Linked DNA regions of Homo sapiens: region 2 is linked to region 1. Evidence: chromatin loops called from intact Hi-C (ENCODE). Cell type or tissue: GM12878. All regions are shown on one strand. Links, peaks and the distances in the headings refer to the core of each region. The heading gives the core; the rest is flanking DNA. Region 1 overlaps BTBD3-AS1 (BTBD3 antisense RNA 1). Region 2 has its middle 290 kb from the start of BTBD3-AS1.

Region 1 (2,927 bases), core at 227-2,726:
AACTCCATCTGTTGAGTCTGTAACCCAGAAACATCACCCACTGGGTTGAAGGGTAAAAAAGGATAGCAGCCTGATGTCTACTGCTACATTTTACTCCTAAAATTTCTTTCCAATAGGCATTTTATCACTTGTTTCTACACTTCCTGAATTTTAGAGCTGTCTGCCCTAATGAGGTAAATAGGCCAAGAAGTCCATCAAGTTTGTATGAAAGTATTCCCAAAATAAAACATACTGACTATGCAGTGTATTAGGTGTTGGGCATACGGCGGTGAGCAAGACTAGAAACCAAACTTAAAAAGTTAGCTAATAATAGTGTGTTTCAGTTGATTTTATAATTGCCAGAAAGCTGAATCACTGTTAACCTATTTCCATTCAATTCCCAATAATAACAAAATTATCCACAGAATTTAAGCTCACTTAGATCATCCTTTTCACCACTGGAAGGTTTGTCAGCAATCCTACCTTTATTTAATACAATCTGACATATTCACTTTGCAGACCTGAATGAGGTTTGAAACTGAACGGGACTCCAGAAATCATTTAATGCAACTCTTTTTTCACAGGTATGGCAACTGGTGTCAGAAGTATAAGGGGTTTGTGAAAATTCCACAGTAAAGAAGTGGGGCAACACCTGGACTACGAGGCGGATCTCCTGGCTTGTCATGTTGTTTGCTTCATTCACTCTAATATTCACTCACAGTAATTACCTCACACACTTACAGAATGCTCAATTGTCATATTTCTAATCTACTTTAAAAGAAGAGCTTTCTTTTAAAGTTTACAAAGATGAAAACCATGAACATATGTAGTCTGCACCCCTGTAGGGGCACACTACAGGCAAGAATGCTGAAAGGATACTTGTGGAATGAGATGGAAGGAAGGAACTGCAGTGAGGACGCTGCTCAAAAACAGAAGAGGCTCTCCAGGTAAAATAAAGTTAGAAACCAGCTATTCACGGTTAACACCAACTTCTATGTCAACAACTAATAATGCTGGCAACTCTTGTTTAACTTGCTCTAACTCTGGACTCCTTGTCTGGACTTGTACATGGTTTACTACAAGGCCGCTAAAAAGCAACAGCAGTGAGGTTAACAGAGGTTTAAACAAGGTAAGGTAGACTGAAGAAATACCTATCACTTCCAAAAATGATTAACATAACCTAACAGAGGAGAGTAGTTTAATCTGGTAAGTTATGAGGGAATAGTGTTTTGTTTTTGCTTATTTGTCCCTTCAATACTGAGCAAAAATTATGCTTTTGATTTGGGAGGTAAAAAGATAAGCAACAAAATGTTGGCAGTCCCCAAAGTCAGCAGAAGCTGCTGGAAAACAGACTATATATGCTTTCTAAATTTGGAAATAAATATGGAGTCAAGCGCTGGAAGCATAGCATAGCTAAAAAAGCAAGAGCTAACAACAAGTGACCTTAAGGTCAGTATTTGTGAGCCTCATTTTCCACATCTGCCAAATGGGGTAATTAGACCCAGCTTCTCCCTCAGGTTTATTGTGAAGGCAAGATTATATGTTTTGTGAAAGCACTTTAGTTAAAAACAGTCTACAAAGGTAAGTTCTCACCATTAGCAGCAATTGTGCCCAAAGCAGGAAACGTTTGTGATGCAATCATCTAAAACACAAAATCTCAAAGATTAATCTAGCTCCTCATCCTTGTACTCTTTTCAGACTGCACAGCTACTGACATTTCATCCTATCTGCAGGCTTCCTCTAGCCCCACCTATGGGCCAAGCAGGTCCCATTTTGCTGTGAATCTGATTTTGCAGGGAAGGTTCAATAATAAGCAAGATTTGTGCTGTGCACTGTGATCCGGTCCACACCCAATGTCCAAATCCCACAGTGTTATTTCCAAACCTGCACTTGAACCCACACTTCAGGCTGGGTGCCCATTGTGGACTTCAAACCTCCATGAGGCCACCTGTTGGCTGATTCACTGCTGTGCCCACTTCCTGAGACAGCCTCCTGCAAGGAGCCCATCTAGCCACCCAGCCATATCTCACTAGCAACTCAATTTGGCCTCTCTCGACAATGACCCAGTTTGAATTCCAGCACCAAGGTTGATAACTAAGGCCAAGTATTTGGCCAAGGCATACCTCAGTGCTGTCCACAGTATAAGGTTCATGGTCAGTTTCATTAAGCCACCTTTTCACCACACAGAGCTCCAGTTAACCTTGAATTGTACTTTAGATTTGGGGTGAGCGGGGGGTGGGGAGGAATGCCCAAAGGTAGAATGTGGTAATTCTTAGAAGGCAGGGAACGATGATTCTTTTTAAAATTCCATATGGCACTTACCATGACATTTGACGATTATAGCTCTTACATACACACTGTGTCTCAGTGTGCACCTTGTTTGGAATACTAAACTACTCATCTAAATCCCAAATTATTCTCTTCCATACATTAAGTGATCTTGAAAAGGGGTATATAAAGTTTACCAGGAGATACTCTGAAGATGGCTATTTAAAGGAATATTATAATTTCTTTTGTAAAGTTGAAGATACTTCAATAAAAAAAGGCAACCAATTGCTAAGTTTTACATACTCTAGATCAAGTTTGTCCAACCTGCGGCCCTGCAAGAGGCCTAGGATGGCTTTGAATGCAGCCTCAAACAAATTCGCCACCTTTCTTAAAACATTATGAGATTTTTTTTTTCTGCAATTTTTTTAGCTCATGGGCTATCCTTAGTGTTAGCATACTTTATGTGTGGCTCAAGACAATTCTTCCAACATGGCCCAGGGAAGCCAAAAGGTTAGACAACTCTGCTCTAGATGATCTCATGGTACATTTCCTCAGGTGTATTGACTACATGATCGCCTATCTTTTCCAATTATAGGTTTCTAGGATTTAAAAAATCTGTATAATATTTGCCAGAAATAGTTATTTACTTAATATAATTTTCTTTACATTTTAATATGATT
Region 2 (2,927 bases), core at 319-2,818, 300 kb before region 1:
TGCAGCGAAATAATATCTAAATGCAAGAGCCTAGGCAGGAGAGAGCACTGGCTTACATTCTTAACAAATGTGAAATCTTCCTGAGGGTAGACTTGAGCAAAGATAAATGTGAGCAGGTGTACACAGAGAAATATGAGCCAGAGAGAGGAGATCTAGAAGTCTAGAGGCTGGACAGGATTGAGTATAGAAAATTCAGACTTATCTACCAATTTAGGGACAATTCAAAGACAAATTTTTAATAAGACTTAAAATTTTGCTGTTTAAATTTTCAGTTACTACCTTTTTCCAAACGGACTTGCAAAATGGAAGATGCATTTTACAACAGATAATATATCTTTTGTTTCAAAATTTGCATTTCTCCTTTGAGTATTAAGGTACGAGGATCAAAAATATCCTCTTTAACTTGCCTTAGCAAGAATGCATTATGTAACACACACTTTGGCCCTCTAACTTTTCCATCCGAAGTTTTCCTTCATTTTTGCTTATCTGTTGACCATAAGCTGTCTGATCATATTAAATAAGACAAAATGTACCTCTCGTATTTCATTATTTTCCTCCAACTTTAAAAAAAAATCTGAAAACACATTGTTTTCCTTCCACTTTTTTAAAAATTCTGCATCTTAGCCTAATGGAAAATCTGTTTTCCATAAGGTGATTCCATCTATTCCTTGAAGTGGTTGCAACCATCTTAGCCTATGAGCCTGAACTAGTGACAACATACTAAATCACACATAACTTTTCTTCCTTGCATTAAAGATGTATTACCTGTAACAAGTCAGTGGTCTCTAAGAACTTTACTTTAAAAATATAATATACACTCTGATCTTACCTTTAGTTAAAATTTTGAAATTCTATAATGAATTCTGTGCATTTACTTTGATTTCTAAAAATATTGCATAAAAGAGCATCCAGACAAGTCTGCAAGATGGCAGACTAGGAAGCTACTGGCCCTTCTTCCCCCACAGAGACACCAAGTTAATGACAATATATGTACCAAAATACCTCTGAAAACTCTAGAGACCAGGTAGGAGGCTGCAGCACCCAGGCCATATAGAATCAAGATGAAATTCCAGAGAAATCTGTAGTAAAAATCAGGGCATTTGGCATACCTATTGATTCCTCTTCTCTTATGCAGCATACCATAAACCAAGTGGGAGGAAACCTATCTTACAGGGCTCCTCTTTCCAAATGCAAACAAAAGGGTGGACCATGTATTGTCTTGCCCAGGAGCAGCCTGGGGGACTGGTTTCTATCTGGCTTGACTCAGAGCACTGAGGCATCAGGTGCCAGAATTTGGAAGTAGCTGAAATCAGGGTACACAGCATGCTAGAGGTGCAGTTCCAAAGGGAGACACAAGGGGGATGAAAAGATTTGAAACCATTTGAGAGGGTCTAGAACTCCCAGCCAGGCTGACTGGTGAAACCCCTCGTCTGTGCAAAGCCAGTATACAGGTCAGGGGAAGAATTAATCAACAACAAAGCAGAAAAACATGGCCCATGTTTTATAAAGTAAATAAAACGTGGCGCAATCAAAAGACAGAAATTGACCCTAAAGAAATGCAGATCTATGAACTGCTTTACAAAGCATTTAAAACTGCTGTCATAAAAATGCTTAATGAGTAAAAGAGAACACAAATGTAAACAAAATTAAGCAAAATTTTATTTACACAAAGTAAACAAAATTAGAAAAATGGGATAAAAATATCCACGGAGATGGAAACTATGAAAAAAATTAACAGAAATTCTAAGCTGAAAAATACAACAACTGAACTGAAAATGTATTTGTAGCATTCAAAAGCAGACTTGATTAGGCAGAAGAAAGAATCAGGCATATTGAAGAAACTTCATTTAAAATCATTGAGTCAGCGGAGCAAAAAGTATATATAAAAATAATAAAGAAAAGTGAAAAAACGTCTAAGAGATTTATGGGTCTCTATTAAGCAACCAATATGTGTATTATGGAAAATCCAGAAAGAAAAGAGAGATTAAGGGGCATACAACTTATTTGAAGAAATAATGGTTGTAAACTTCCCAAATCTGAGGAAAGAAATTGGTATAGTGATTGAAGAAGTTCAAAGGGCTCCATATAGGATAAATCCAAAGGGAACCACACTGAGGCATATTATAATCAAATTATCTAAAATAAAAAACAAAGAAAGAATTTCAAAAGCAGTAACAGTAAAGGTACTTGTTATGTAGAATGGAGTTTCCATAACATTATCAACGTATTATTCAGCAGAAATTTTGTAGGCTAAAAGGAGTGGGAGAATATATTCAAAGCCCTAAAAGAAAAAAAAAAAACAAAAACTGTCTACCAAGAATATTGTGTCCGGCAAAAGTGTCCTCTAAAAATGAAGAAGAAATTAAGATGTATTCAGATAAATGAAAGCTGAGAGAGTTCATTACCACTAAACATGCTCTAGAAGAAATGCTAAAGGAAAACCTTCAACTTAGAATGAAAGAACCATAGATAGTAATACAAAGGCTTAGAAAATATAAGGTTCTTTAGTAAAGGTAAATACATGAACAAATATACTAACCTATTTTATTGTAAATTTGATGCATATAATTTAAATGACAAAAACATTTTTAAAATACTATATATATGCCAATGACTAAACAATATATCAAGATGTAGGTTGTGAGATCAATAACGTAAAGTGAAGAGGAGACCTGCAAAAGAATAGAGTTTTAATATGAACTTGAAATTGTTATTACCAGTTTAAAATAGAATGCTGTGACTTTAAAATTTTAAACAACTTAATAAATTTGAGAAGACTCAAATTACTAAAAGAGAAATAAAACAGGGAACATTATGGCTAATACCACAGAAATAAAAAATTAAAAGAGAACACTATGGACAAGTATGTGCTGACACATTGGATAACCTAAAAGAAATGCATAAATTCTTAGAAATACACTGCCTAC

What was found. Peaks named below come from ENCODE experiments on the same cell type or tissue, not always from the same donor. Only the 100,000 strongest peaks of a DNase experiment are listed, where the experiment ranks them.
Region 2: it touches region 1 in a loop (2.5-fold over the local background); 4 of 110 quality-filtered maps call a loop at or near these places.

Annotation. Positions count from the first base shown.
Region 1 is chr20:11,911,313-11,914,239 of GRCh38, reverse strand. It overlaps BTBD3-AS1 (BTBD3 antisense RNA 1), which reads left to right. Exons shown (of 3, transcript NR_186407.1): 2 at 564-926. It also overlaps a transcript of BTBD3 not described here. Among named protein-coding and RNA genes, the nearest start is that of BTBD3, 5.1 kb to the left of the region's middle. In GM12878, for the core only: a CTCF peak has its summit at 1,735; no DNase peak of the experiment used is centred there.
Region 2 is chr20:12,206,453-12,209,379 of GRCh38, reverse strand. No RefSeq gene overlaps it. Among named protein-coding and RNA genes, the nearest start is that of BTBD3-AS1, 290 kb to the right of the region's middle. In GM12878, for the core only: a CTCF peak has its summit at 1,357; no DNase peak of the experiment used is centred there.